2 separate regions of the Homo sapiens genome follow, and region 2 is linked to region 1. A link is a contact called in ENCODE Hi-C or POLR2A ChIA-PET data. All regions are on one chromosome and are shown on one strand. The core of a region is the stretch at or near the end of the contact, and the rest is flanking DNA. Distances in the headings are between cores, read along the strand shown. Region 1 overlaps PLCB4 (phospholipase C beta 4). Region 2 holds the start of LAMP5-AS1 (LAMP5 antisense RNA 1).

Evidence for each region. Hi-C counts contacts between places; a loop is a spot of excess contacts on that map. ChIA-PET counts read pairs that join two places held with the same protein, here RNA polymerase II (POLR2A). Pooled maps may share reads with other maps.
Region 2: a map of GM11168 shows a loop between it and region 1 (2.1-fold over the local background). The contact joins the promoter of LAMP5-AS1 here to the enhancer-like site in region 1. A Hi-C loop is called at or near these places in 1 of 168 maps with a recorded cell type or tissue (GM11168), 24 of 37 single-sample maps with no recorded cell type and 5 of 50 pooled maps. POLR2A ChIA-PET finds 5 or more read pairs at or near these places in 2 of 52 experiments (WTC11 and naive thymus-derived CD4-positive, alpha-beta T cell).

The regions. Positions count from the first base shown.
Region 1 is chr20:9,406,893-9,411,474 of GRCh38, reverse strand. PLCB4 (phospholipase C beta 4) reads right to left here. Exons shown (of 40, transcript NM_001377142.1): 22 at 3,417-3,558; 23 at 2,758-2,842; 24 at 2,294-2,418; 25 at 387-438. Among named protein-coding and RNA genes, the nearest start is that of LAMP5, 110 kb to the left of the region's middle. Within about 2 kb of position 2,759, at least 2 of the 41 ENCODE cell types and tissues checked have a DNase peak (open chromatin) inside an H3K27ac peak, as active enhancers do.
Region 2 is chr20:9,513,574-9,518,171 of GRCh38, reverse strand. It overlaps LAMP5-AS1 (LAMP5 antisense RNA 1), which reads left to right and starts at 3,174. Exons shown (of 5, transcript NR_109957.1): 1 at 3,174-3,408. LAMP5 (lysosomal associated membrane protein family member 5) reads right to left here and starts at 3,582. Exons shown (of 6, transcript NM_012261.4): 1 at 3,256-3,582; 2 at 2,547-2,719; 3 at 2,041-2,172; 4 at 1,811-1,916; 5 at 1-132. The coding sequence starts at 3,319. RefSeq lists an enhancer at 2,063-2,647.

The sequences.
Region 1 (4,582 bases), core at 1,510-4,009:
AAATTAACTTCATTATTTGATTTGTCCTAGGTAAAATGCACATATTTAATGCCTACATCTCCAGTTAATGTCCAAGTGTGCAGGGATTATTACCTGTCCCAGACATAAAATCCTCCACTATTGATTTTAAAGTGAGAGGATTAAACTGTAGCATATGTATGAACTGCTTCACTTGTGATTTAAAAAACCCAAAACCTGCTTAGTAAAATGGGGTAGATGAAGAATGTATATGTGCAAATATTCTCTAGGTATTTCATTTCTTTCTATTCCATCCCTCAAACCCAGCTTAAATTCTGTAGCCCCTAATTGAAAATGACATGGCTTCATTAGAGCTGTAGTATGGAGTTCTCAATCTAGGTGAAAACAGTTTAAATCATATTACTCACCCGCACGATCCATTATACTCAAATTTTCCCTGATTCAATTGCATCGCTAAATCTGTCAAGAGACAAAAATAATTTAGCATCTTGTCTTCCTAGACAAAAAAGACCCTGACGGGGTGATTTGAAACAATAGGTATCAGATTGCTCCTAGGCCCACAGGTCCCTCTTTAATACTACAAGGTTCTGCTTGGTCTATTTAAGGCATACTCTCTTCCATGTTGAATTGACCTCATGTTTCATTTAAATTAAACATAAAATGTGTTTTCATAAAGATCATGCTAAAGGTCACTTTTAAAACTGGATTCAATATAGGAGTCACACCATTGTTTGATGAGTATTGAGAGTAGAGATATCCAACCTGCTACAGTGGGAGAGGATGGGTCTCAGGATCCCTGGGCAGAGGAACCCTGGAGATACCCGGGAGGGTGAATATGAAACTTGATTTAAAAGACTGGAAAATGAACTAGGTAAGTATCGCATAAAACTTGGTGGCATGCTTCCAGGATGGGAGGCAGGGGGAATTACTCTAGTGGGGTCTACACTGGCAGCACATGGCTTTTGACTTCTGTCTTGCAAGTGAATAACATTTTTTCTTTCTTCCCATCCGCAAAAGAAATGGGTAAACTGATGGATATTTTTTCCTCTTCAAAATGTTGTGTTTAAACCTAATATTATAGAATAAAACATAAGCTGGGTTAGCCATTTAATCCATATTATGGACTCACTGACAACTGAGAACACAAGTTGGGCTTTTTTAAGTAAGTGAAGTCATCAGAGCCTTGTTACTGGGCCCCAGCTAGAAACACTCAGGATTGTATTGGTAGCTATCACGTCACAGTCTAACCTAGCAAGCACTGTGGGGACCCCATGCAGAATGGTGACTCCAGTAGGAGGAGCTTCTGGTCACTGGGGAGGCTCCTTCAAGGCATGAGAAGCACAGTCAGCTCACACTCATGCCAAAGGAATGAAAGTCAAAGGATCTTCCACTCAATCCACATAGCAGGGAACGAAGTGACAGGGATTCTTAAAATACAAAATAGATTTTAAAAAATCCTCAAATTGGGAAGCATGGGCAGTTCTCTTAATAGCAAAGAGTTGAAGGAAAAAAGAGCTTTCTGGTTTTGTTTTATTTTACCAGTTGTAAGAACCATGCTGTAGAATTGACCATCTACAGTGAAGAGGGTTTGTGGCATATTTCTATCTATTCTATTTCTATTTTGCTACCTCTAGTCTTGATACTGTGATCCTAGGCTCTTAAGCAAACCTCAAAAATTTTAAAAATGTGTTTATCAATTATAAAAATTTACTCTTTTCCTTCCAGAAAAAAAAAGTCATTATATATTGGAAACCTGACTTTGAGTACACTTTGGAGGACCAAGTTATAGATTAGTACCTCTTCAAATATGTAACTCCTTATATACCATTTTAGTGGCATTTACTTCAAAATATTCTGTATTTGTTTAGTGAAGTGCCCCTGCATCAGTCATATTTGCTGAATGTTCACAGTGGTCAGGGTGTTTGCCAAAGGAGAAATGAGTCGCTGTTACTGTACAAAGATACTCAAATTCTTTTCACTTAATTCTGCCTCTGGAAACAAAGATAACAACTTTGATCCAAAAGGAAGAAAAATGAGAAATATTTTGGAATATGGGATAATGGTTAGCAGGAATAGTCATGGCATTTATGAAAGGAATTAAATTCCAATCACAACACATTATCTTCTACCATTGTTTGCTCTATTTTGGTTTTTTTTTTTTTATTTCTCACCATTATATAAATCCAATAACACATTGCTTTGCCATATGTCTGCTTCCTTTAAAAAATGCCCACAGCCAACTGATGGGAAGTGCTGGCACCATCCTGTCAAAGTGTTCTCATGGAATTTGGGGTCACTGGACATCAGCTCCTACCTGGGGTTTGATAGTTCAGTGAAACCATCTGGCAGCCAGCGTTCCAGAAAATCTGAGGCATGTAATTACTGGAATCGACTCGGCCTCCCTTGGGGTAAATGCGACTCATTTGCCGTTTGTTATAACTGTAACTTATTAAGGAAAACAGAAAAAAAGAGTCCTACAGCAGAGAAAAATAAACAACAAAGAGCTAAAACAACAAAGGTCTAGGCCAACAATGACAAACAAGTAGACAGCACAGAGCAGATTTCACATTTACAAATGATGCTTAAGATCACAGTTCACTGTGTGGATTATAAAAACAATTTTCATTTGGGCAGATTGTCACAGCTGCCATGGTCTTTCCCACATATCATTTTATGAACTCCACCACCAGAATGAGATATTAGCCATTTATCTATTTCAGAGGCTCTTGCCAAACCAACGTGAGTCAACCACTCATTCCACTTGATACATAAGGATACTTGACAAATTCAATTGCATGTGTCTTCAAGTAGCCAAGACCGACTGATTCATTAAAAGAAGACATGTTATAATGAATATTGCGTTCTGTAAAAGAAAAGCAAAGATGGATTCAGGAACTCTGCCATCAAACCCTCACCGAAAAACAGCAATAAATAAATGCAATTACACCCTGAATCATGAGGCCTTGGAGGCTAATGCTACATTATCATGTCAGTAGCTCCTACTTTCATTGACATCCTGTGGATGGAGACATCTGTCTTTTCAGCCACCACCGAAATATGAATTTTTGATGATAATGATGATTACGATGGCTTCTCTAGCCCAGAAATGAAGTTTTTAAATACTTCTTATGTTTTTTTGAAAACCAGCTTTTGATTAAAAGGAGTCTTGTGAATGCACTTGGGAACAGAAGAAGCTACATGCCCAGCACTAACAAATCCATAGTCTCTCATCGCCACCTTGTGGTTGAAGTCGTGAATGACAATGTAATGTCACCACATACCAAGGTGGCTTCTATGGTCTGTGAAACAAAAATAAGGTGAGGTGGAACAGCCCCCATGCCCACAAAGAAAAATGGCAACAAATTAGATAAAAGCTCATCAGCACCATAAAAGAAAATCAAGCAAAAAAGGCGACTGCATTTAACCTTTGGTGTTACCTTCTGCCACATGGAAACCTTGAAACTTTACAGGCTGGGCGTAGTTGATCATTGTGGACAAATATGGATGGATATTAGTGGTAGCACCTACATATTTATAAGATGCCATCCACGCCTGCTCATCTTCTACAGTGACCAGGCCCTACAAGCACAAGGAAGAAAACATATAAGTTGATGACTTCAGTAGGACCCACGGATACGTGCTGCAGATTTCCTTAATAAAGATAATTGCACACACACAAATTGAAAGGTAAAGGCTTTTTCTTCCTCAATTATGCTAAAGGATACTTTAAGAAGTTAGTGTCTGTTGTAGCTCTGAATAATGCAAAAGGAGGTAATCATAAAATATTAAGCTTATCTTACATTTGTAGGACATTTTTAGATTTTTAAGGGACTTTATTCAAGAAATTACTGGCCGGGAACGGTGGCTCATGCCTTTAATCCAGCACTTTGGGAGGCCAGGAGTTCAAGACAAACTTGGCGAACATGGCAAAACCCCATCTCTACTAAAAATGCCAAAAATTAGCTGGGTGTGGTGGCGTGAGCCTGTAATTCCAGCTACTTGGGAGGCTGAGGCAGGAGAATCGCTTGAACCCAGGAGGCAGAGGTTGAGGTGAGCTGAGATTGTGCCACTGCACTCCAGACCAGGCAACAGAGCAAGACTCCATCTCAAAAAAAAAAAAAAAGAAATTACTATATTGGACCTCACAGCAATGCTATGAAATAGATATAGCATCATATTTTTACAAATTGAGGCACAACATCAAAAATAGTGACTCTCGAACATTAGCGTGCATCAGAATCACCTGGAAGACTTTTTAAACTAGAACAGATTCCTGGGCCCCACACTCAGAGTTTCTGTTGAAGTGAGTCTGCAGTGAGGCCAGTCATTGCTGTAACTAGTTCCCAGGTGCTAATGATGCTGCCTCTTTGGGGACTATGTTTCACTGTAGCACTCTAGAATGTAAGCAACATACATACGTGGTTTATAGTATTTAAAAAGCACTTAATCTTAAAAGTAACCTAATAACTTGCTGCATAGGACATATTGAAACTGCATTACTTTGCATACAGAAAAAAGAAAACAAATTAGTTTATTTATTGATAGAAAAAACAACAATAAAACCAACAACAAAAATACCTTCAAAAGTGATCAATATTTTTGC
Region 2 (4,598 bases), core at 1,925-4,424, 110 kb before region 1:
GGATCATGGTGACCGTCTTCTGCGGATCACTAGAGGCCAGTGAAATGGTTTGTTGAGCTTGACACTCATAGGACTTCCCAGCGGGGGTGACCAAGGCAGAGAGGTGGTGCGAGTTGGCTGTGTGCTTCCCAGCTACAGCAAGAGCCCAGAGCAATAGTTAGAACCCTCATTGTTCCTAACCTAATGTGCCAGAGAGCTGGCTATTGCCTCTCAGTTCCAGACACCACACCCCTCCTGTCCTCTCTGTTCCCTTGCCAGGGCTAGGGCTCTACAAATGGCATCAAGTGGTGATGAAGGACAAACACACCCATTATCTTGAGAGCCAGGGCTCTTTCAATATTAATTTGGAACTCCTTTTTTGAAGAGGAGAATGATACTTAAAAACCCAACCCTTGTTACTGTATAAAACCTAGGCTGGGCATGGTGGATCCTGCCTGTAATCCCAAAACTTTCAGAGGTCAAGGTGGGAGGATCGTTTGAGCCCAAGATTTCTAGACCAGCCTGAGCAACATAGTGAGACTCTGTCTCTACAAATACACACACACACACATACATTTACAAAATTAGTCTGGCATGGTGACACATGCCTGTAGTCCCAGCTACTGGGGAAACTGGGGTGGGAGAATCTCTTGAGCCCAGTAGCTTACTCCAGGCTGTGGTGATCTATGGTGGTGCCACTGCCCTCCACCCTGGTGGACAGAGTGAGACCGCACTTCAAAAAAGAAAAAAAAAATCCCTAATAATGGAGATTCCAAAGACACAGAAGGAACAGTGACTTGGTTTTCCACATTTCACACGGGCCTGGCAAAGAATAAAACATCTTCCTCAACAAAGCCGGACAGATTGCTGGTCCTCTGGATGCTTGTCCTTACACACATACATCCCCTCTGAAGGTCTGCCTCCCATTGCTCTTTTTCTGACCTAAGTTTGATTTTTCCTTTTTCCTTTTTGGTCTAATTTAACTGGGGGACATCTTGCATCTAAACTTTGATGAAAAAGAAAAAATCCTCCTTTTACTGTGATAACAAAAAGGGGTGAAAAGGGAAAGATGACACATGTATTTTTATGTATTCAATAAAAATCCTTTCCCAACTCAGGTGCCTGGGTGATGAAGGGCCTCATTATGAGTGAAATAGACAACTTATAAAGAATAAAATAAATTTAAATGTGGTCTTTGACGGTGTCTGCAGATAGGAATATTGTTATTTGGGGGATGAACGCTCGTTTTGCCGAGGAGGATCTGGCTGAGTTGTCGGAGGGATGGGCCAGAAACGCTAGTAAATTATACATGGTGCAGAATCCACTGTCAGGTAGCTGCAGTCGATGACTGAATATCCCGTGCGAGCCATGCTGCCATGCGCAAAAAGACACTGAAGGCCATCACATCCTGACTGAAAAGGAAAGTCGCACTGCCCCCTTGCAGTTTTAGCGCATAAGAAACAAAACCAGGATGCGGAAGAAAATTAAAATGCAGCTTTGCCCTTCTCCGTGGTCCTTCAAAGGCCAAATCATAAGAGGTCGTTTTGAAGCACCAGGGAACGACAGGCCTTCAAGGGACTTCTTATCTAGGATCAGGCCACGGGTGACGTTTGGGTCCCCACGCCTGCGGTTCCTGGCGGATCTACAAGGCCTGAGACCCAGAAGACTCATGGGCGCTCCCGCCTCTTCCGCCCTAAAGAGCAAGCCGAGGGAAGACTTGGCCTGGGACCTCAAAGCGTGGGACGGTTTCCAAAACCTTGAGGAATTCTCTCTCCAAGCCTGTTCTGCGAGTTCCCAGGCTCCCTCCCCAGCCATGCCAGCCTCCACTCACCACTGACTGCGTCTTTGAAGTGGGTTTTCTCCGAGGAGTCGTAGACAAACTGCACTTTGCTCAGCCTCCAAGTCGCCTCAGGTCCCTTGGACATGTTGTGGCTTTCCTGTTGAGCCGGGGAGGTGCGCTTCAATCGTCCCCGCAGCGTCTGGGTTCTTAAACCTAGGGGCCGCCACTTCCCACACCCACGCGGAGCCTGCGGCCCCTCTGCCCGCTGGGCTCGGAGTTACCTTTACAAAGAGCATTTTGAGTGCATATGCGCGATCCACCCAGAACACTTGCAGCTCCGACTGGCTGTGGCCACAGCGGCCCTTCACCTCAGCTCCCCGGGTCAATGCGATATCGGCCTGTTCTGTGATCAGCTGGGAACACAGACGCCCCGCGCCCCCTCAGCTCGCCCGGCCCCGGGGCGGGGGCTGTAAAGGGCGGCGCGTCCAAACTCTGGGTTGCACGCTTGGGCGCTCCTTTGCGCGCGCGCATCCCAGGTTCCGGGAACATGCGGTTAGATGCTCTACGTGCAGCCCCGATAGGGAAGCGGAGAGAAGGGGGTTTACTTTCAAAGCAGGCAGGGGAACAGAAGGCATTACAAGCTGGAATCCCCATGCAGCATTCGGGAGCAGCCTGCCGGGGTGTGGGAAAGAAGGCGGGCAACCCAGGTCTTCGAAGAGCCTTGAGGAAGGGTGCCCTTCGCCCTGGAGCCCTAGGAGCAAGCTGAGGGGGGGGAAAGATTCCTTACATCTACGTAGTTGCTGGCCCACACATCATAAGGTACAATAAATTTGGCTGCAAACTCTGCCATGAGACACGTCGTCCCATTTTCCCGCACCACAAATATATCTTTTTCAGGGTTAGTGGAAAGGCCTGAGAGATTTTCCACTTCTTGTTCTGCCATGATTTGAGCCATTGTATCTGCGGAACAAACAAAACAATTCCATCAGTTCAGGGCTCAGCCCACGCGTCTCGGGCGCTAGGGTGGGGAGACAGTGCTCTGCAGGCTTTGGAGTGACAAAGTTCTCTGCCAGCAGCTGTGCGCTCTACGAGCCGTTTCTCTAACCCGGGTCTAACAAGCCTCATTCCTTCGCTGTTAATTTATAATGAAAATACAGTTAAAAAAATTAAAAATCCTGACTTTGTTTGTAATATAGCTGGCTGTTTTCTACATCTTGGGATTTTAAAGTAAATATTTCTTGCCAATGCTCTGACCTCACGAAGCTGGCCTGTCTAGGCTCTGTCTGGAATATGCCACAGAGGTGTATGGCTCTCAGGGGAATTCCCTGCCACCGGCGAGGAAGGCCCTCCCTCCTCCCCTAAAAGAAAAAAAGAAAAAACACCGCAAAACATTAAGGGCCATATTTTTTATCTCAAGCTAATTGACTTTACTTTGCCGGCTCTGTTCTCTGCAAAGAGTGCCCGTCCTCTCTCCCAGTCGCCAAATCGCTACTCACGGAACAACATCAGGAGAACTCGAAGTCTGTCGATGCTGGGGACCCCTCTTCCTTGGAGATCCATACTCGCAGTGCCCCGAATGAGGCCGGCTGTGCTGCTGCAGAGGCCGCCAGAGAGGGAATCCCTCAAAGTCGCCGCTGGAGTGGGCCGGGGTGAGCGAGAGGCGGGGGACAGAGAAGGGGGAGGGAGGGAGCGCGTATTCTGTGAGCGCCTAGCTAGGACTCGGTGTCGAGCGCGGCACCGACAGCTGCTGGCAGAGCAAATCGGCTCACTGCGGAGGAAAGGACCGCACGGCGGTCCACGGCTGCGAGTGCTGAAAGCAATCCGATTGTGTGGCAGGAGTGGCTGTGGCTTGGCTTGTGCGGAGGGCCAATGAGATCTGGGGGGACTAAACTTCTCCCTGGGTCTGTTTCCTGTTCTGCAACTGCATCCGCAAAGATGAGTCTGTTCTGAGAAACTTAATACCACCCTCAGCCTTATTAAATCTCCTTACCAGGTACAGTTATTAAGTGGTGTAGATACCTTATCACTGGAGTACTGTCTTCTGAAAACGCATCTGGTTCCCGAAAGAAAACGGTGGAGCAAAAATTGTTGCTGATTCGGGGGAGGAGGGCTATGCAGGAATAGAGAAGGGAAAATGCTATGGCAACAGTTTCCTGAATTTGGAGACATCCCCTTCTCTCCCCTGCTCTCAATGAGCTCATGGGTTTAAAGTTAAATTGACGCCTCCTCGAACGAGGCCATCAGACAATGCAGTAGCTCCATGTGGGCTTATTTTCCTGTGAATTTTGCTCCCGGGTGCATGAGGACTCTGAACTCTGGGGTCACCTACCCTCCCGCATTATACTGTGACCACTCTGCCAAAAAGGGATGCAAGCAAATCAGAAGTTTTTGAGAGTTATCTAGTGTCTCCTAGGACAGAAATTTTAGAATTATGCCCTAAGTAATGTCACATAGTTATGTAAGAAAAACACACACTGATATTACTCTAAAGCCTGTAGTGGAACAGAAGAACAAATACTACTGGGCTAATTCCTGTATTTACATATTTGGTAGCTTGCTTATTTTTTATTTTTGCTCTGTAAATCAGAATACAGCTTTCAAAAATACACATGCAGTCCTCATCAATTGTAGTGATGTCCAAATATTTTATTCCTTAGAAGATATTTCATAATGCAAATAAATGTTGCATCAGTAATATAATGTTATAAAACAATGTCATATTAAAGGGAAAATTGCAAAGTATTTCACCTGCATTATCTAATTTGATTCTCCCCAATCTTAGAGGGTAGGCAAGGAAAGATATGAGTTACTGTGGTTTTACATACCCCAAAACTGAGGC